Regions from separate parts of the Homo sapiens genome. Here region 2 is linked to region 1. Evidence: chromatin loops called from intact Hi-C (ENCODE). Cell type or tissue: mammary epithelial cell. All regions are shown on one strand. Links, peaks and the distances in the headings refer to the core of each region. The heading gives the core; the rest is flanking DNA. Region 1 has its middle 14 kb from the start of CBR4-DT. Region 2 overlaps SH3RF1 (SH3 domain containing ring finger 1).

The links. Hi-C counts contacts between places; a loop is a spot of excess contacts. Peaks named below come from ENCODE experiments on the same cell type or tissue, not always from the same donor. Only the 100,000 strongest peaks of a DNase experiment are listed, where the experiment ranks them.
Region 2: it touches region 1 in a loop (4-fold over the local background); 2 of 110 quality-filtered maps call a loop at or near these places.

Annotation. Positions count from the first base shown.
Region 1 is chr4:169,018,504-169,029,776 of GRCh38, reverse strand. No RefSeq gene overlaps it. Among named protein-coding and RNA genes, the nearest start is that of CBR4-DT, 14 kb to the right of the region's middle. In mammary epithelial cell, for the core only: a CTCF peak has its summit at 4,834 (motif pointing left); no DNase peak of the experiment used is centred there.
Region 2 is chr4:169,219,053-169,230,325 of GRCh38, reverse strand. All of the region lies in intron 2 of SH3RF1 (SH3 domain containing ring finger 1), which reads left to right. Among named protein-coding and RNA genes, the nearest start is that of SH3RF1, 46 kb to the left of the region's middle. RefSeq lists enhancers at 164-843, 4,030-5,229. In mammary epithelial cell, for the core only: no CTCF peak of the experiment used is centred there; DNase peaks (open chromatin) are centred at 4,215 and 4,715; H3K27ac peaks cover 3,837 bases.

The sequences.
Region 1 (11,273 bases), core at 1,769-9,768:
GTTCTAGCAATTTGGACTCCTCTTTTTATTTAATTTGGGGATTTAGTCGCTAATCTACAGTTACTTCTAGAAATAAGCAGATGACTGCTTCAAAAAGCAAAAACTTTCTGACACCTTTTATTACCCTCTAGATGAAAATGAGGACGGTAATAACTTTCAAAGGTAACTGATACACTCAATGGTGGCTCACCACCTCATTTCAGACAACCAGGGGGGCTCAGTGCACAGCTGCTCTTTTATTCTCTTCCAAGAGAGTTTGTGTAAGAACTTTGCAAGCATTTCCTTTACAATTTGTCTTTCTGGGAAAATTGCATATGGCGTTGGTATAACTTGCTTAATAGTCACAATTTATTAATTTCATCATTTTTTCTCAAGAGAGGTAGAAAAAAATGACTAATCGTGTGGTGGGTGACAGAGAGTCTTTCTTTGGACCATAAAAGGTAACTGGATCAAGTCCCCAAACAATGTTACTGACTTAAAAATTCACATCTGCACTGTATTTATAGTTACCTTATTTTTTGACCCATTGCTTATGCTTGAACAAGACTCTTTTTTTTTTCTTTGAGACAGAGTCTTGCTCTGTCACCCAGGCTGTAATACAGTGGCACAATCACGGCTCACTGCAGCCTCCATCTGCAGCCTCCATCTCCTGGTCTCAAGCAATCCTCCCACCTCAGCCTCCCTAGTTGCTGGGACCACAGGCTCATGCCACCATGCCCAGCTAAAAAACAAAACTCCCCGCGCCGCCTCACCAAAAAAACAAAACAAAACAAGGCTCTTAAGTTCAATTTTCTAAGTAAAAATTTGTGAAACTATTTTTGTTGTTTCATTACCATTCGTTTCTAAGACCAAAGGATACATATTGTTCTCTGCTTTCTTCTCCCTAAAGCCAAACTTTTTTTTTCTTTCTTTCTATGGTTACGTCACGTTAATTTTTTTTTTTTGAGACGGAGTCTCGCTCTGTCACCCAAGCCGGAGTGCAGTCACACAGTCTCAGCTCACTAAAAGCTCCGCCTCCTGGGTTCAAGCGACTTTCCTGCCTCAGCCTCCTGAGTAGCTGGGGCTTCAGGTGTGTGCCACTACACCCAGCTAATTTTTGTATTTTTAGTAGAGACAGGGTTTTACTATGTTAGCCAGGCTGCTCTTGAACTCCTGACCTCATGATCCGCCCCCCTCCACCTCCCAAAGTGCTGGGATTACAGGCATGAGCCACCACGCCCGGCCATGTCACGTAAATTTTAATGAGACGAAATATCTATCAAGCTTAAAATCATATGAGAAATTTGAAGGAAAATGATTGTAGATTTTATTCGGAAAAGATACTCTGAGTCATCAGTTATTCCTTTTTTTCTGATTATTAAGGCTGATAAAAAAAAACCTCTTTATTTTGAAATATGTATGGGCTCACAGAAAGCTGCAACACTTAACACATAGAGTTCCATGTGGTGACATCTTATATAACCATAGTACCATATTAAAACCAGTAAACTGGCGTGGAATAACACTAGTAACTAGAGTATAGACCTTACTCTGCATTCTCCAGTTTTTACATGCACTCATGTGTGTGTGTATTTATAGTTCTATGCAATTTGACCCCAGTTATAGATCAGTACATAATTACTGTTGTAGCTAACACAACAATTAGGATACAGAATTGTTCCATCAGCACAAAGGAACTCCCTCATTCTACCCCTTTGCATCCTCCCTCTGTCCGCTGTTCATAATCCCTGGCCACCACTAATCTGTTCTCCATCTCTACACTTTTGTCATTTCCAGGATGTTCTATAAATGGAGTCATACAGTATGTAACCTTTTGACATTGACTTTTTCACCCAGCATAATGTCCTTAAGACCCACCCAGTTTGTCGCATGTATCCATAGTTTATTCCTTTGCGTGGCTGAATAGTATTCCACCGTATGGATATGCCAGAGTTTGCTTAACCATTTGCCCTTTGAAAGACATTTGGATTGTTCACAGTTTTTTTGCTATTACAAATAAAGCTACTATCAGCATTCATATACAGACTTATTCTCTGTGTATATGAGCATAAGTTTTCATTTCTCTGGGATAAATGCCCAAGAGGATATGATTGCTAGGTTATGTGGCAAATGCAGATTTAGTTTTATGAAAAACTGTCAAGAAATTTTCCAGAGTAGATGTACATTTTAAACTTCCACCAGCAGTATAGGAGGGGTCCAGTTTTCCCACATCCTCGCCAGTAACAAACTTTTTAGATGAGTAAGTGAACATGAAAACATTGTGAGATGACAAAGGCCACATATAGACTGGGCAAAGTATGTGAAAGGAGATATTTGGCTTGTATATGATCCTCAGACCACTTTTTCAGGAGAGATGGCAGCAACATTTGCTGTAATATAAATTTCCCCTGCTTTTATCAGCCTGTAGCCATGAATCAGCAGTGGCTTCAAGTGTTAGAAAACTCAACTACAGCCATTTAAGCACATGGGGCTATTTTCCTCACAGAACAAGAGATGCAGAAATCAGCGACTGCGGAGGCTTAAAGATGATGGCTGCTGCTGCTGTTGCTTCAGGAATCATGTTCACATTCCTCCAGGAAGAAGACAGAAGGAGAAAAGGCAGTGTTTCTATCACAGAAAAAAAAATTGTTTTTTTTTTTTTTTCAGGAACACCACTAGTGTTCTGTTTTGGTCATGTTGCCCAGAACACTGCCTCAGATCCCCTCATGGCTGGAACAACATGGTAGGGAGAAGGGCCTTGGAATGCTGACTGGGTCAGGAATTCACTATTATCTGCCACAGGGGACCGTCAACATTAATGGTCAACCTTTGCCAGCTTAAGGCTTCCCCCAGTGATGCATGGCCTCATCTTATTGTAATGTCCTCCATCGTAAAGCATTTCTGGGTATTTCTATGGGGTATCTCACTTGTGCTTATAAGCAAAGTCCGGTCCCACTGCTCAACACCATTGTTCTCTGCAGGTCCTTGTGAGGTACAATGTTATCTGCAGGGCCCTCCCCTCCCCTAAGCTTCCGCCCTGGTCCTCTGGTTGTCACCATGGAGGAACTAGAAAGTTCACGCAGTTGGGGCTGCATTCCTTGCCAAAGTGGGGAGAGAGCTCTCCCCCCTGCTTTGGGCACTCTTTGTCATGCTCTGTGCCATGCGTTTCATGACTACCTTTCTGAACCCATTTCCTCACTTGAGCTTATGAACGTTCACTCTTCATTGGTTCATACATTGTCCATGGGGCTGGACAGGTGACCAGACACAAGGCCATCCGTTCCACTGATAATGTCTTTCTCATTCTTACATTCCCACAAAAGTACAACCTAACATGCCATTTCTTCTTTTCTTTTTTTTCTTTCTTTCTCCTTTCTTTCTTTCTTTCTCTCTCCTTCCTTCCTTCTCTCTCTTTCTTTCTTCTTCCTTTCTCTCTCTCTCTCCTTCCTTCCTTCTTTCTCTCTTTCTTTCTTTCTTTCTCTCTCTCTCTCTCTCCTTCCTTCGTTTCTTTTTATTTTTCTTTCTTTCTTTTTTTGAGATAGTCTTGCTCTGTCACCCAGGCTGGAGTGCAGTGATGCAATCTTGGCTCACCACAGCCTTGATCTCCTGGGCTCAAGCAATCCTCCCACCTCAGACTCTTGGGTAGTTAGTACTACAGGCGCCACCACACCCAGCTAATTTTGGTAGAGACGGGATCTCCCTATGTTGGCCTGGCTGGTCTTGAACTCCTGGGCTCAAGCAATCTGCCCGCCTCAGCCTCCCAAAGTGCTGGGATTATAGGCATGAGCCACCGTGCCTGGCCTAGCATGCTCTTTGCGTGGCAAACCAGCTCATGCAAATAAACAGCTGTGTAGGGGACTTCGCCAGCCTCACCTGTCCAGACGTGAATCTCAGTGTAAGCTAAGAAAAGACCAACTGTGCACACTGTCTTCCTATTGGATCGCCTGTGTGAATTCAGTTGGTCTGACTGAATCACTAACTCCGTCCTCCCTCACTGCTCACTGTTTCTTTCCCTGGTGTTTGTTTATGTTACAATTAAAAATGACTGTTTTCCAATCAAGGATGTAGACCCAGTTAGAGCTTCTTTAGATTCCAGTGGGACAAAGGAAGCTCCCTGTTTTATACTTGGTCTTACCCAAAAGGACAAGAAGTGATCCCTCCTCTTTTCATTGCTGCCTTTTTGGCTTAGCGCATGCAACAGCAGTTGGGATGTGTGTTAGTTACCACGAAAATGCCAGTTGCTATAACAAAGAACCTGATAGAACAGAGATTTAAGCAAGAGAGAAGTTTATTCTCTCTCAGGTCTCAAAGCTGATATGGGACCTCTACCATGTCAAACATCCAGCCACCCATGCTGTTGTTACTCTGCCATACTCAACACACAGCTCCAATCCCTGTGTCCAGTATGGCTGCTCTGGCTCTCACCATCATGTCTATAACTAGCCAGCAAGAAGGTGGAAAGTAGAATAGAAGGAAATATTTTTTTCCTTTTATGGGCATGACCAGGAAGTTCCCACACAATTTTTGCTTAAATCCTGTTAACCTGACTTTAGAAGCATGGCCCTACTTAGCTGTAAGGGAGGTGAGGCTGGGAAGTATGGTCTTTATTCTGGATATTCTGTTATCACAACAGAATTATACACTTTCAGCATCTAGCAGAATCAGGTACAATGTCCTCTAGATTTGGGGCCAGACAGGAATGCTACAATTTTGGGTGGTGGTTCTCAACCAGGGCAATTTTGCTCCCCTCTACCCCACTCCGCCCCCATCCCCTTCTAGGAGACATTTGGCAATGTCTGGAGATATCATTGTTTGTCACAACTGTGAGGATGTACGTTACTGGCATCTAGTGGATAGATGCTGCAAATATTCTGTGGTGCACAAGACAACCCCCAACAACAACAAAAATTATACATCCTAAAATGTCAATATTGTTGAGTTTGAGAAATCCTGCCTTAGGAATCTATCTTTACAAAGTCTTAGCCCACCACATGTTAATCTCTCTCAGCTTTCATTTGTGGCTTTTCCAATACAATTTCTGAGATTCAGGCATATCAATGTGCTTCCAATAAATCAGAACTGTAAGACACTGTTAGCTCTGTTTGCCATAGGTCATTTTAACAAGAAAATGAAACTTTTTTGACCCCTATCCATAGTTCCACGACCACCATTACTTACCCAGCTTTAGTTCTGAAGAGAAAGGTTTCCTTCTTTGGGTTTTCTGAAGCTATTTAATAATATACAATAACCCACTAATCCAGAGTAAAGAAGAAATCTGTTCAATTAAAGGCAAGTGTAATTGTGTATAATTAATCATAGTCTTCTTAAGGGAAATAAACATAATTTGTTTTTAGTAAGAAGGAATCTATAATTATTCGGTGACAGAGGAAAAACCATTCATTAATATATCATGTTTACTTTGAATGTAGTGAAATGCATTGTAGTTTTTGCTGTTAGTTTTAGGCATGAAAAACTGTGTGTTAAATCTTGTCATTTCTGGTTCTGATAATCTGCTTTGATGACAGATTAAAAATGCAGTTTGTCATATCAGGACATTAATCTTAAATAATCTACCTGAGAGAACAGTACCAAACCCTCCGGAGAGGTTTCCAACATGAGATGGTGACACTTCTTAATAAGCTCAGGATTAGTGATGTAACTTGTCACTGGTTCAGCTGGAAAAAGTAGAAAAATGACACAGTTGCTGCAGTGACCACTCAGGAGTTGTGTTCTATAAATCTGGAAAATCAACTTCTGGAAATTCTCCCCTGAGATGAAGATGTACTGTGTGTCAGCCATGCATCACAGAAATCTTTCATTATTTTAGGTTGTTATTTAGACATCATATATTTTTCTTGTGGACAGACACAAGCATACTGTTCTTCATTTCCTATTCTTCCGGATCTGAGCACTTTCCTTTTGGGTTCATAGGACTTTGTAATTAACTCTCTTAAAACATCATTTCACAGGGAGTCACGTGCTACCTTTGCATTTTTATTCCATTTCTACCTATTTTATTTTTCATATCTTTGTTATTTGCCTTTCCAATGAGACAGTGTCTTGAAGAAAATGTTTATTTCTTTTATTTTGTTTATCCCACAACATTTAGTACAATTCCTTATATGTACTTATATGTACATCGTTATTGATTGTCGTGTTTTCCTTTTGTTTAATATCATGGCTATAACTGTGCTCTTGTCACGAGTAGACTTAAAAACCATTGTAAGACTGCATGCAATTACACTGTTATTATTATGATGGAATACAAAAGAATTTGGAACACAAAAGAGTAGAAAGGCCGGGCGCGGTGGCTCACGCTTGTAATCCCAGCACTTTGGGAGGCCGAGGTGGACGGATCACGAGGTCAAGAGCTCGAGACCATCCTGAGCAACATGGCGAAACCCCGTCTCTTTTAAAAATACAAAAATTAGCTGGGTGTGGTGGTACATGCCCGTAGTCCCAGCTACTTGGGAGGCTGAGACAGGAGAATTGCTTGAACCCGGGAGGCGGAAGTTGCAGTGAGCGGAGATTGCGCCACTGCACTCCAGCCTGGCGACAGTGGAAGACTCCATCTAAAAAAAAAAAAAAATTGTAGAGAATAAAAGATCGGAATGTTGTGTGACTGTGATGTATTTTAGGTAGGGAACTAAACACACATATGTATATTAAAACAATATACAGAACTTTAACTTGTTAATAATCTCTCTCTGCTTTCATTTTGTGCTTTTCTAAGAAAATTTCTATTGTATCAGCAGATATAACAAATGATCTACCTGGTAAGATCATTTAATGCAAAATGTGTCTGAAATATTAAGCTTATGTGGCAATGAATGAAAACTTTTTAATATCCTTGCTCATTTGTGACATAGAAGAACATGCAGAGCCTTTGGCATCCAGGCAAAGACTCAAGCCCCTTGTCACACTTCACCACTTACTGTGTGTCTGTGAGCAAATTACTGTAACCTCAACTAGCTTCATTTTCATTGTGTGTAAAATGGAGATTATGATACCTTCCTTTGAAAAATTAAATTAAATAAATTATCATATACATCACCTAGCACACTGCCTGGCAGTGTCAGAGTTCTTGGGACACAAGCAATAGAAACCCACCCCGCCAAACTTAAATGAGAAAAGCCCATTTATTAGAATAATACTGGGGACCTCACAGAATCAAGGAAGAGTTAAACAACTCAGTTTCAGAACTGGGGGACTCTGGGCATCTTCGCAGCAGGAAGTCCTGACAGCTTTCTGGGTACAACATCTCCATGGATGACTGGGCTCATCTTCAACCACTCTTGGTTCTTCTTAAGATGTATATTTTTAGGAGAAAGATGCTTATTTCTCTGGACTAGGTTACCTGATTTTTCAAAGGCTGGAGGGTTGGGTTAAGTCACTGGCAGCCTCACTAGATCATCAGGAAAGTGGGAGTGGAATTCTCTAGCCACTGGACTCCAGCCTGGGTGACAGAGTGAGACTCTGTCTAAAAAAAAAAAAAAACCAAAACAACAAACAACAACAACAACAACAAAAACAGCCTTCTATGGCTTTCTATTTTCTTTAAGATAAACACCGAAATCTGCAATGTGTCCTATGAGGTTTAGCATAATCTGACCTATGCTTAATCTCTTTTCCTCATCTTATAGTTTTCTATTCCCTTCTTTCTCAAGCTTCAGGCACATTACTGAGGTTCAGTTTCTGGAATAGTTTCCATCTGGGTCATTATGTAGCCAGGTGCCTAGACCTCTCTTCTCCACATTTAACAGCTCCTGCCCCACAGCTTTCTTCACCTGATTAACCCTTTCTCATTCACCAAGACTCAACTTAAGTGGAACTTCCTAGGGAGTTTCTCCTGATTGCCCAGGCTAGGCTAATTGCCCATTATTCATTTCTACGGCCCCTCCACCTGCACTTTCTTTTCTTAACATTTTTCATAACTATAATCACTTGTTCAGCACACATCTTGCAGCATGAGGGGAATAACTGCGGTTCACTGCTGTCTTCCTTGGCTCTGCCACAGTGAAGGGAGTGCAACACATTCTCACCATGCATCCGTGGGCTCAGGTCTTCAGATATATGAATCCCCCAGATTAACAAAGACGTGCTAATTAAATATTAATTTAAATACTTGAACACAGCTGATCACATAGTTTTATTTATTATTTATTTATTTATTTATTTATTTGAGATGGAGTCTCACTCTGTCGCCCAGGCTGGGGTGTAGTGGCGCCATCTCGGCTCACTGCAACCTCCACTTCCCGGGTTCCAGCGATTCTCCTGCCTCAGCCTCCCAAGTAGTTGGGATTACAGGCGTGTGCCACCAAGCCTGGCTAATTTTTTTGTATTTTTAGTAGAGATGGGGTTTCAGCAAGTTGGCCAGGCTGGTCTCGAACGCCTAACCTCAGGTGATTCACCAGTCTTGGCCTCTCAAAGTGCTGGGATTGCAGGCGTGAGCCACTGTGTCCGGCCATCACATAGTTTTAGAGTTAGTCTTCTCCTCATTGATGTGGACCTGTGTTGTGATTTTTTTAAGCGTGAAATATCTGTAATATGAAGTATACATTTTCTGCTACTAAGTTATTCTTAGATCATGTGATGAAATTAAATATATTGATATTTTGTGGTGCGTCACAAAAAATTCCATGTCCTTGACAATGGAAACAATAGACACTGGGGACTTCTTGTGGGGGTTGGGAGGGAGAAGCGGGACAAAGGTTGAAAAACTATTGGCTGCTATGCTCACTACCTGGTGGATGGGATTATTTGTATCACAAATCTCAGCATCATGCAATATACCCATGTAACAAACCTACACATGTGCCCCCCAAATCTAAAATAAAAGTTGGACTTAATAAAAAAAGAAGAAAGAAAATTATATTTCACAACTGTATTGGTATAAAGGTGAATATATTAATATTATACATTAGACGTTTTGTCCAACCTAAAAGAAAAAATAAAAGTATTGGTTAAACACAAAAATAGGCCAGATACGGTGACTTACACCTGTAATCCCAGCCCTTTGGGAGGCCGAGGCATGCAGATCGCTTGAGTCCAGGAGTTCGAGATGTGTTTGGGCAATATAGTGAGATCCTATCTCTACAAAAAAATACAAAAAAATTAGCCAGGCATGGTGGCATGCGCCTGAGGTCCCAGCTATTTGGGAGGCTGAGATGAGAGGACTGTATGAGCCCAGGAGGTCAAGGCTACAGTGAGCCAAGATTGAGCCACTGCACTCCAGCCTGGGTGACAGAGCGAGATCCTATCTTGAATAAATAAATAAATAAATAAGACAAAAATAAAAAATAAAACAAAGCGAGAGGAAAGAAAAACATTCCATGTCTTCCCTGTGTCATCTATGCTATTGCTGTTAGGCTGGTGTGTGTTAACATCTCTTCTTCATAGATACGATGAGGATGAGACACCCCTATGGTGATTCATGTCCAATACACACTGCTTTGCATGTGTATCTATTTCTGTTGGATTCACCACTTCATCAATAGCTTCAAAACGTCTCCCAGAATTCCACATAAGTCCAGACTTGTGCTAAAAAGGAAAATGAGGATGTAATAGATGCTAACAGGGAAATACGCTTTATTATGTTATTCTGAGGACTGGAACTTTAGAAATATATTTGAGGATAATCTTTTACAAATAAATAAACTTGTTCAGGTTGAACCCTCAGACCTCAGATATATATTTTTAATACATTGATTTGAAAGAAATGGAAGTTAGAAGCCAGAATTTATTGATTTATTTACTTTTATTATTATTATTTTTTTGAGATGGAGTCTTGCTCTGTTACCCAGGCTGGAGTGCGGTGGTGCGATCTCAGCTTACTGCAACCTCCGCCTCCTGGGTTCAAGTGATTCTCCTGCCTCAGCCTCCTGAGTAGCTGGGATTACAGGCACGTGCCCCATGCCCGGCTAATTTTTGTATTTTTTTGTAGAGACAAGGTTTCACCATGTTGGACAGGATGGTCTCAAACTCCTGACCTGAAGTGACCCACCCACCTCGGCCTCCCAAAGTGCTGGGCTTATAGTCATGAGCCACCATGCCAGACCCAGAATTGTGACTGACATATTTTGTGTGAGATACAAGAAGTAAGGAATATCAGAAGAAAAACAAAAACAGAAGAAAATGTTTTCTGACCTGAGAAACCAGAATAATAATATAAGGCAAGTCTCTCAATAGTGATGGCTAAACTATGGCTGTCTGATGCATAAGTCCAGAATGCCTATTTCCTATTGAAAGGAGGTGCTACTAATTATTAATAATTGTAAGGCGATGGCATCGTGCTAAGTATTTTATATAGGATCAACCTATCTTATGGCTGTCAATAACCTCATGCCAGTATTATTTTCCCTATTTTTTGCATAAAGAAATCTTAACCCAGAGAGTTTAATAACTTGCCCAAGATTACACAGCTTGTGGTAGAGCCAGAATTCAAATTCAGTAGACTAAACCCAGAGTTATATATGATGCTATATTGCCAGTTTTATATATATTTATGGAATTTTGCCTGAAACAGTTAGAGTGTATGTTGTGAATGAAAAGTATTCATGTTGTCATCTGTCACTTTTTTTATTTTTGGAGACAGGGGGTCTCTGTCTGTCACCCAGGCTAGAGTGCTGTGGCATGGTCACAGCTGACTGCAGCCTAGACCTCTTGGGCTCAAGCAATCCTCCCACCTTAGTCTCCCAAGGAGCTAGGACCACAGGCACGCACCACTACACACAGATAATTTTTCAATTTTAATTTTGTAGACACAGGGTCTTTCTGTGTTGCCCAGGCTGGTCTCAAACTCCTGAGCTCAAGTGATCTTCCCACCTTGGCCTCCTGAAGTGTTGGGATTACAGGCGTGAGCCATGGTGCCAGGCCTCTGTCACCTTCTAAGCCAATTCTTTTCAACTGATTTATTCCATCTCTATTTAGTAGAAGGGAAAAAGGATACATTCCATAGTTTTGGTTAAGGATCATCTACTTTATACTCATTTATTTAAAATTATTGTGGTTTAATGGCTAGCCTAGTAAATTAGCCAAATAAATTAATATGTCATTTTTAAAAATAAGGTGAATTTTGGCCCATTTTTTCCCACTCATAGGTTATATAGGGACCCATAAATATGTACTCCTCAACTCAGTAAGTTAAGCAAATTATGAGTATTACTTGCCAGAGGGGACTGATTCATATTCCTTATAGGATTGGTGTCTGTTTCACTTCTTAAAAATTCGTATCTCTCTCCTCATACATTATCACCTCCTCTTCCATTTCTCTTCATATTATTATATGTTGGGTG
Region 2 (11,273 bases), core at 1,109-9,108, 200 kb before region 1:
ATTTGAGGGTCAGTATTTTGAATCAGATACATTTGGATTCTTTATAAACATGGGTAGGTTCATTTAGCTGTGCACCATTTAAAGTCATATTGAATTAAACATTGTTTTTTATTTTATTTTTATTTTTGAGACAGAGTCTCATTTAGTGGCCCAGGCTGGAGCAGCGTGATCTTGGCTCACTGCAGCCTCCGCCCCTGGGTTCAAGCAGTCTCCTGCCTCGGCCTCCCGAGTAGCTGGGATTACAGGCATGCACCACCACGCCTGGCTAATTTTTGTATTTATAGTAGAGACTGGGTTTCACCATGTTGACCAGGCTAGTCTCGAACTCCTGACCTCAAGTGATCCACCCGTCTCCACCTCCTAAAGTGTTGGGATTACAGGCATGAGCCACCTCGCCTGGCCAAGCATTGTTTTTTAAAGGACCCACTCATGTAAATACAATTAGAGACAGCAGGAGCCTTTTCATATTTGTGTTGTTTCAAGTAGATTTTAATTGTAGTTGCAATTTGGCATTGATTTGACATTTGATATTTGAAATGCCTTTCATCCGTCGTATACTCTCAGGAGCATAAAGTGGGGCTGGTTTTGTTCCCAGTTGTGATGAGTAAGCTGTGGGGCTTACTCATGAGTAATACTCTGTGGAGATATGCTCTACATTAGTATTCACTTCTCACTTTCTTGCCTCAGCCCAGGTTATTTATAGGGATGTTAGGAAAACGTTCTGAAAACAGTGATGTTAAACAAAGTTAGAGGACTTTTAACACTTAGTATGCATTGTGACCCTCTAAAAGAGAGGCATGGTATACGTCCTTTTCCAAATGTATGTGGCCACCGAATAGGTTTTTTTTTTGGGTGGGGGGGTGGTATACCAATTTATGTTTCCAGGTGTTCTAAGGAACACAATTTGGGACACAAAAAAAAAGACATCATGTGTTGTACAATAAAGTATTATATTTAGATTGCTGTTTTGAAGAGTCAGAAAATTCTTCCTCTGATTGTTATTAAAGAAGGTGACCTACAAAAGTATTGGAGAATTGGGTTAAGTTTGACAAAAGAACTGTTTTTAATTAAATTCAAATGTTAATTATTCTAGGTAAGTCTCAATAAAAAAGGAATTATAAAGATGAGTTCAGTTTTCCACAAGCCACTGCACTCCAGCCTGGGCCGCAGAACAAGATCCTGTCTCAAAACAGAAAACAAAAAGCAAAACAAAACTCTTAAGTATGATTATATTACGTATCAAACCCTGTAAACTAAAAGAGCTCTTTCCTGGTGAGACTGTCATGCCTTTTTTTAAAAAAATAAATCAGGTTAAGCTGTTTTCAGGTTTGCACTCTTGGAACCATCTGGAATTTGTTTGTTTGTTTGTTTGTTTTTCGAAGAACAGAATTTTTTTTGTTTTTTTAAAGTAAAATTCTAACATTACAAAATTATAGGAGACACTTGTGGAAGTATTCATTAGAATTAGTCTAGAATTATCAAATTAGGGCAGGGAAATCTAAAAAACTTTTGGGTATGGGTGTGGTATATGTCTGTGAGTCTGTATGAAAAATAAAATAGAAAGTGTACTGATGGATGATTCCATGCTGCAGTAGGCAGACTAATGTGTCATTCCCTTTCCCTCCCCTCAAGATGTTTACATCCTAATCCCCAGAGCCGTGTGTTATTACATGGCAAAGAGTTAAGGTTGCTAATCAGCTGACCTGGAGAGGAGATGATGATCCTGGGTTATTTGGATGAGTCCAGTGTAATCACTGGGGCTTTTAGAAGTGGAATAGCGAGGCAGAAGACAAGGTCCGAGTGATGTTATGTGATGAGGAACTCAACCTCCTGTTGAAGATGGAGGAAGGGGCCCCAAGGCAAGTGATGCAGGCAGCCTCTGGAAGCTGGAAAAGGCAAGAAAACAGATTTTTCCCCTAGAACCTCCAGAAAAAAAACACAGCGCTGCCAACACCTTGATTTTAGCTCAGAGAGACCCATTTTGTACTCTGACCTCCAGAACTGCAAGATAACAAATTTGTGTTATCTTAAGCCATGAAGTTTGTGCTAATTTGTTACAGCAGCTGTGGGAAACACATGTCTACTGAAATGTGTTTAGATGGTCTACTTGTGTTTGAAGACTATCTGCCTGTGTAGGCAATATTTTCTAGTGCAGATTTTTAATTCTTGCAGAAGGTATACATTTAGAATATGTACTTAATATATATTCTATTCAATGATGGTCTGCTCACTGTTCCTGGAAACAGCTGAAAAAGTAGAATAGGGAGGTAACTACGTGAACAAAAATAGTAGTTAAAAATGCGTTATGTTGCTTTTATAGGAAATGAAATCCTTAATAAAATTCAGTTCAGGCATTTGGGATTCTGAATCACTTCATGACTGTGATTTGTAGAGTTCCCTTCATTCGCTCTTGTGACATTATTTTGAAAAATTTCTCTTCCTGAATTGAAAAATGCAATAAACTCTGTTCTCGTGTCCAGGGATGGTACATCTTCCTGTGGGAAATTCCACTGTCTATCCCGTAGCCCTTTGACATTCCTCTTAAAAGTAACTGGGTCTGGCTTCGATGGGCACTGTTCTATGGTTGTAGATAATGTGGTCTTTCTACCTGTAAGTTGTTTCCAGGCCACTGGTAGAGAAAGGCACACAGAGAGAGTAATTGTAGATCAGTATGGTAGTATAGTAAAATAAATAATGCATAGATGTTATGGAACACCCCAGGGATCCCAGCTACCCCTGCCAAATGTTGTTTCAGAATATCAAATGCTAATTCAGATTTTAAACATTCTATTGCTGTGGGCTCCATTACAAGTTCTAAAGCATAAATTCCAACTCTATGCCTGATACCTGTTAAGACAACTACATATTTTTGTAGTCCATGGATAGTACATGAATCACTTTGTCATGTACCTATCAGTGAAAGATGAAATATTTGGTGATAAATACAGCTTATTCAAGAGGAACATTTTTCAAATGCACATAAGAGAGAATAGTTGTTTTTCATTTGCCATTTCAAAATTTTTAGTGTTTAATTCAGAGTTTTTTGGAAATAGGTTATTGATTGATGTTATAGTCTAATGATTTTTGTTATTTCCCATTCTTATCATTTTCTAATTGGAATTAATTAAACTCTTGGTTCTTTCTTATGTGTTTTTTTTTCAAGGCAGGGTGTTGCTCTGTCACCCGGGCTGGAGTACAGTGGCATGATCACAGCTTACTGAAGCCTCAACCTCCTGGGCTCAAGCAATCCTCCTGCCTCAGCCTCCCGAGTATTTAGGACTAGAGATTTGTGCCCCGACGCCTGGCTAGTTTTTCACTTTTTATAGAGATGGGGTCTTGTTATGTTGACCAGGGTGGTCTCAAACTCTTGGCCCCAAGTGATCCTCCCACCTCAGCCTACCAAAGTGCTGGGATTACAGGCATAAGCCACTATGCCTGGCCTCTTATGTATTTTTAAAAGCAGTTAGGTGACTGAGGTAGTACAATTTAGATTTAGAATTAGGTGACTAATGCTAGGCTAACACATTCAATTCATCATCCCAATCACAGTTATTATAAGACTTTAGCTTCACTGACAGTTTTGGCATACTGTGTAAAATAGATTTACAAAGATAGGTTTTATTATCTACAATAGTTTCCTATAAAATTGATGGTGCACTGTGGCCAATTTTTAAAAAAGCTACTGACCTAAAGTCATTTGCTGCTGTTGTGTGCCTTTCTGTATCTCCCTTTCTAGGGGGGTAAGGAATGGTTAAATGAGATTAGCATGGGCTTTGATGATCTCATTAATTACTTAGTTTATGTATTCTGATCTTTCTTGCTCTTTTTTTTTTTTCTTTAAATCAGGCTCCCTCAAATTTTTCTTCATTATAACATTCCATGTATTTTGCTTTTCACTGCTGTGGAATGGTAGTGTTATGGTGACCAGGAAAACCTTGATATGTAGACACGACAACTGTGATGAAAAGCAGAATGCTTTTGATTTATGAATTTGCAACTGAATTATAAATGTCAAGTGACTGTGAAAGACAAACCAAGTGGGAGTTTAAATTAATTTCAGAAACAAAATATACTCTTTTATCTATAGCGTGATTTGCATTGTCTGGGGGGTTCTTCATTCACTTACCAAAGGTACTTATCCACCTACCTCTTTCATTCATATTAAGTGCACTAAACAAAAGAGACAAACTATGAGTCACAACATTTGGTTGTTCTGATGTCACGACATTAAGTAGAATAATGGCATTAGTCAGAATATTGTTTCTCCTAGAAGTGGTTATCAGAAGTGTGTTGCTATATATATAATAGCTTTATTCATTGTCTCTTCTGTTGTGTTTAAGGGGGCTGTCAGCAACATGGCAGCCACTGCTTGATCATCTTCCCTTATCTGCCAGAGGAACAGGTGTCTCTTCCTCTTTCTAAGGGTAACATGTCTCTGCTCATCTCTTCTGTTTTCTTGTCGTTGGTGGGTCATATCATCCTGCAACTTCAATCTCTCCACTGGATTCTGCTCTTTAAGCTCTGCAAGTTAACTATTTTTACTTTTAAGACACACACACTCACCCAACCTACCCTCAACTCTGCTACTCCTTCAAGCTACCATCACTTTTATCACTTTCCTTTTATAACCAATCCTTGAAAAATAGTGTAGGCTCATCCACATTTCCTCAGACTGACTCACTTCCTTTAACATTGCAGTCACCTTTCTGTCTTGATGAAACTGCAGTCTTGACAGTCTCCAGACTCTCTTAGTCACTAAATCCATTGGCCTTTTACCCAGTTTACCCTCCTTTACATCTGTGCTTTTAACCCTCTTGCACACAGCATGATTCTTGAAATGACTTCCCTTCCTCATGTCCCTAGCGTTCTATCTAAGGTGTTTTGTGAGGTCTGCCTTTTCTCTGGTGGTGATCCTCTTTCCGTCTCGTGACTTTAGGGGTCACCATCTTGCTGATAACTCCCAAACAATTGCCTCCAGCCCTCACTTGTGCTGGAGCTCTGGTTCCACAAATCCAGCTGACTTTTCCTACCTGTGAAGTTGGCCAGCATTCAAACCTAATATGTCTGAAGCCGAAGCAGGTCATACTACCTTCCTTTTCAAATCCTCTTCTCCTTTCATGATGCTTTGCTTTGGTCATGTCCCTGTCATCCCTCTGTTGCCCAGGGTTAAATCTCAGGGTCAGCTGGTCATTAACTGGCACTAACCTTGTCTTGGTAATACCTTTTGAATTCATCAATGCAGAGCTTTGCTCTCTTTACTCCCAGGCATGTGGTAATTGGTCTCTCTCTGTCTGAGCTGGTCTCCCTCTTTTTAGTCTCTCTTCTTTCCCAACTGCTGTTGGATTACTCTGCTTAAAGTATAAAACCCTTGGGCACCCTGTTACAGAATGAGACTCGATGTCCCTTAGGCTGGCTTTCTAGGCCCCCAGGGAATCTGGCCCCAATTTTCCATTCCAGCCTCATGTTTGACTTCCCCTCTTCAATACTCTGCTCTAGCTAGGTGAAGCCACATTAGGCAAATCCTGATGGCTCAGTCTTCAAGATCTCCCTCATCTTATTACATCTGAGCACCTACCCAAGCCAAGCTGTCATAATCTCCTGCATTACTGCAGTAGTCTTGTTCCTGGTTACCCCTGCAGCTACTGTTATCCCCTGGAGCCAGTTTTCCATATAGTAGACAGAGACATTTTTTAAAGATAGAAATTAGAGGTCGGTGGTGGTGGTTCACGCCTGTAATCCCAGCACTTTGGGAGGCCGAGGCAGGCAGATCACCTGAGGTCAGGAGTTCGAGACCAGCCTGGCCAACATGGCAAAACCCCGTCTCTACTAAAAATACAAAAATTAGCCAGGCATGGTGGCGCGAGCCTGTAATCCCAGCTACTTGGGAGGCTAAGGCAGGAGAATCACTTGAACCCAGGAGGTGGAGGTTGCAGTGAGCCAAGATCGCACCATTGCACTCCAGCCTGGACCACAGAGCAAGACTCCATTTCAAAAAAAAAAAAAATAGGAAATTAGATCATGGCCTTCTAGAAATAGGCAATATGCCATTTCCTCTGTTTATAGCTCTCTACTGGCTTCTTCCTTACACTTAGAACAAAATCATATTTATGACCACAAGGCCATACAGGATCTGTCTCAGTGGTTCTCAGTGGGATGTACTGCCTGCTTCCTGTCCCTCATAGGAGTGTTTAGAAATTAGTGGAGCTTCTAAATTGTTACAAGGACAGTACTGTTGGCATTTAGTGCCACAAGGGCCATGATGCTAAATACAACAAGACCACAGTATTCTGCCCCAAATGTCAATGGTGCCTTTAAGGAGAAACATTCATTCTTACCTGTACTTATCTTTCCAGCAACATCTCTTACCTCTTTGATTCACGTATTTTCTTCCAGCTACACTGGCCTTCTAGCTGTTCTTAAATATGCCCAACTGTTCTGCCCCAGGGTTTTTGCCTGTGCTTTTTTGGCTCCCTTCCTTAGGATCACCTCTTCCACACTTGAATCCAGTCTCTGCTCACATATCACATTCTTATTGATTACCTATCTCCACCCACTGTGCTCTTACCCTGGTTTATTTTTATTTGCGCTTATCACAACCTGAAATTAACTTCTATAATTATTTGTTGATATGCTTGCCCATCACCCCATTAGAAAGTAAGCTCCTTTAGATATTTGAACATGGAAAGAAGGACATAATTTTTAAAAAAGAAAGTAAGCTCCAAGCAATCAGTGACTGTCTGTCTTATTCATGGTGTGTCGTGGTGTATCCCCCACATCTGGGACCATATGTTCAGTAAACATTCGTTGTCTGAATGAGTGAGCGGATGTCTCTTCCCTGCCTGCCTCATGCTCTGGTTTCCCTCTCTTTTCTTAACTATCCATAGTGTACTTTATTTGCATCTCTAATTCCTACCCATCCTTTTAGGGCCATTTTAGCCACCACCCCTTTCACATTGCCTTCTCTGATCTTGCCAGTGCCTCAGAACTCTCATAGAATGTGATGTGTATTTCTTATTATATGTGCTGCATTTTGTGGAGAGGTGTGGTGGCTTATATTTCTATCTTCCCTTCTGATCCATGCTTAGTGGCCATTGCATGTTACTATCCCTACATGTTGAGTGCAGCACCTTGCACTTGATGAGGGTCTGTTACCTGTCAATGGAATGAATAGATGTTCTTTTATATCTTCCTGGCAGAAAGGCCCCAGGAAGGTCCAGGGTCAGTGCCTTAAAGTGAGTCTGCGTGTTGGAGGACTGATGCCACTTGGGAAGGCAGAGGAAGTTGGAGGCAATGTCACATGTGTTTCCCGCCTTGTGAAGAGCTGCAGCTGGGCAAACCACGAGGGGTGCCACATGGTGCCTCATAAAAATCCATGCGAGGACAGGGGTGCTGTCCACACAGGCATTTATAGCCGCCCATTTGGCTTCATAGACAGCTGAGAACTTGCCATTTTAGAACTGAGTTTTCTTAGCTGAACTCATGTATTGGAAGTGTCGTTGGGAGCAGGAAGGAATAAACATGTTCCATTAAAGTTAAAGTGTCACAAAATAGAGAGTTGTTAACATAAGTTCTTTCTCAGTTTTAGTTGTAAAATGCATTTTAGAAGGTGAAAGATTAACAAGGGAAGCAATAAACTGACTGAAATTTGTCCTCAGATTACTATTCCACTTTTATTGAAGGAGACTTTGTTATTATTTTGTTACAGTATTTATCTTAACAATGTTATTAATTTGGAATGAAATTCTATTATCTTAAATTCCTCTTAGGAAGTTGTCAAAATATACAGAACAGTTAATGATTTATATATATATATAAATATGTATAAAAATATATATATAAAATACATATATATGTATTTTTTAGACCGAGTCTCAGCTCTGTCACCCAGGCTGGAGTGTAGTGGTGCAATCTCAGTTCACTGCAACCTCCACCTCCCAGGTTCAAGCAGTTCTCCTGCGTCAGCCTCCCAAGTAGCTGTGACTACAGGTGTCTGCTACCATGCCTGGCTAATTTTTTGTATTTTTAGTAGAGACGGGGTTTCACCATGTTGGCCAGGCTGATCTCCAACTCCCGATCTCAAGTGATCTACCTGCCTCGGCCTCCCAAAGTGCTAGGATTACAGGCGTAAGCCACCATGACCAGCCTATTGATTTATAATTTAAGAGCATATTATAATTGTCACATTGCTGATTTTCTATTGCAGTATCTTTGCTTTGAGCAGAAGATAAGCCTACATTTAAGAAAACCCAAAAAGGTGGTTTGAATGTATATTATTATTACATAGTAGACACCTACACTTGATAATGTATAGATGTTCAAGGAAAAACTATTAGTAGTGTTTTTTTGGGATGGATGAGGGGAACGAAGACTTACTTTGAGAAGTTTGTATTACATAGTCTATTATTACTTTAGTCTATCCAGTTAAGCAAAAAGGTTATACTTTAGCTTAGCAGTTCACTGTTTGTACTGTGTAACGATTTTGGATCTTTACATAGCCTGCTAATAAAAGGCTATCAGAGTTGTAGAATTCAGATATTACGTAAGTGATGAATTTTAAAATTCAGGGCAAATTTTATGGGGTAAAAGATGAAGTGTTTTGTCATCTAGGATTTAGCAGTTAACTTTTTTTTATTATCAGACATAAAATATGTTGCCTTTATTTTATAGATTACAAGGTATGTTATAAGGAGCATAGTGTTTATATGTTAAAATGAAGTGCTATCATAAAGAACGTTTTAGCCTAATGCATGTCTTTGATTGAACTTTCTTTTCCAATGTTAATGTTTTCAAACTTTTCTCGGAACTGAGTTGTTGGTGTAACTGATTATGGTATATCTTATGTTATACACTATTTTTCTTTCATAGGGATCAGACCCAGCAAGTTGAGTAATTTTAAGAGTTTTATTTTTGTGGAAACTAGGTCTTAAAAGTACTTCCAACCCCATGTCATCTGGAAGAGGACTCAGCTGGTTGATCGTCTATCACAGTTTGTTGGAGAGACCTATTTTTTTTTTACATTCAGATGCTTCTCAGAGTTCTGTTTATAAACATTGTCAGGAGCAGAGAGTGTTAGGGATCTTCCACTTGAAAGAAAAATGACAAAAAGAATAAAATCACTACTTGACTTGCCTGCGGTTTTGTGTTCAGCCTTTCGTCTTAATGCTATTGAGGATTACTCTTGCTCACTAGAGAGCACAGAATGATGTTGTGTCAGCAAATCGAAAACAGTATAAAATGCTATGTGCGCCTCTCATTTCTGATTAACTACTTGAGACCTTTTCACATTAAAGTTTAGTTGTGTTCAACTCTTTCGACACGAGAGTTCAAAGACCATGTACTTTTAACTAAACCAGAATTGTTTGTCTGCTAAACTTCTGCCTTGAAGGCAAATTTAACCTGTGCCTGATCTTTAATCTCATTAATTTTAACAAAAATCATGACCTCTTCAATGACTTTGTTTTTGGAAATTATAAATACTAACCTAATACAATGTATGAATTTTTAGATTTTTACTCCGGATTGCATTTCCATGTAATTTCACATTCCTGTGTACATTACACACCAGTGAATAGTAACAGATTGTTAGTATGTTCAAGCTTTGTGTTGCATGGTGGTAACTATAGAGTTTGCGGGTCAGTTGTTTGACAGAGGAATCCAGTACAGTGAAAGCTAATCCCATTGGAGCTGGGTGCCCAGGTGCCCAGACTGCTGGAAGTGGGGCAGGATTGGGAATTGCTAAAATCTCTCCGAAGGCCAGGCAGGGGTTGCTCTCATGGAAGAAAGCAAGTGTTCCCCACCCACAACACCTTCCCCACTCCCTAGTCCACACTTGCCAAAATATGCACTCTAAATGTACTAGAAAAAGGAAAATTTATCCTGTGGAGGAGAGGATCAAACAGAAGTTCATTCGGTTCTTTCATTTTTGACCGAGGAAAGCTAGCGTGAATGTTTAATCACAGAACTTGCGAAGGAACATGTATTTAAAATGAAATTTATTCTTCTTCAATCTTCATGTGAAGTGTCAGCTAGCTGTGGACACCACTTGACATTTTTTTTCCAGTTATGATTAAAAGAAGTTCATAGAAAAGAAGGAAATACATGTGAATTTAAATTTCATTATTAAAGCAGTCAAAATTATGCACATTTTATAACAAAACTATTCCTTGCATTAGTTACTCTTTTCTAAGTTACCTATAGACAATGAAAAATGAGGCATGTTGGTAGACAGATGATTCACTTTGACTGATTGGAAACAATTTTGGTATTTCTTTGCAGCAAAACCCACATTTCTGCTTTCTCTTTTCTTTTTTTCTCTCTTCTGTCTTTCCTGTAATTTAGAGTACCACACGCTAGTTTGTACTGATCGCCTGGAAGTTGATTGCTAATAACAAACTGTCTATCCAAGTATCATTTTAGTCATTTGAGACAAAATAAAAATCTAGGAATAAAAAGCATGACATTTAAGTGAATAACGATTGCATACAGGGCGACATGTAAATAATTGATTTTCTAATAATTAATGAGAGAAAGTAGTAGAGGGATAAAAATGAAGAAGTATTCTCACCTACAAAATTTATAAACCCCTGGTTTGAACAGCAAGAATGCATGAATACAGTTCTTGAGTTTGAGTTCTTTGAGTAATTAGAGCAGCTGTCTACTGGCCCTCTGCCTGCAAATAGGCCTGAAGGAAATACAAAACAGTAGACAAGGAAGAACAAACACAAGCTGCTCCTTATACACCATCCCTCAAATATTTGGTTAGAGATCTCAGAGGAGAGTACATTAGTTTTGGGGGTTTTTGGTTTTTTTTGTAAGCGAATAATCTCTGATAGCTTTGAAATAGTTTCTTTTAGGAGGAAAAACCTGAAAATAAAGTAATGACTCCTTTATTGGAAGTAAGGTGTTGTCATGGGTGAATATATACCTAACTGGAGTTTGTTACGCCAAATACCAGAGCCCTTTTTAAATTTCTGTAATTTTTATTAAATACTTTCTTGAATACATCAAGTATTCCTTATATTGATTGAACAGAAACGATTTGGCATAAATTAACCCTCTCCTGATGATTTAGGGTTGCCAGTATGTATACTCATTATTGCACCTTGTCTTAATACAGACTCTGGGGTTTTCTCTGTCTTCTGTAAAGGTCAGTTGTTCCTTCTTCCACTGTTCTTATGCTTGCGTCTATCAGCTCCTCATTGTAATTTTTTTGTGAGTTGGGAAATCAGATAGTTAAGCTTACTGTGAATTCTCTGTTATGTAAGAAAGGGTTA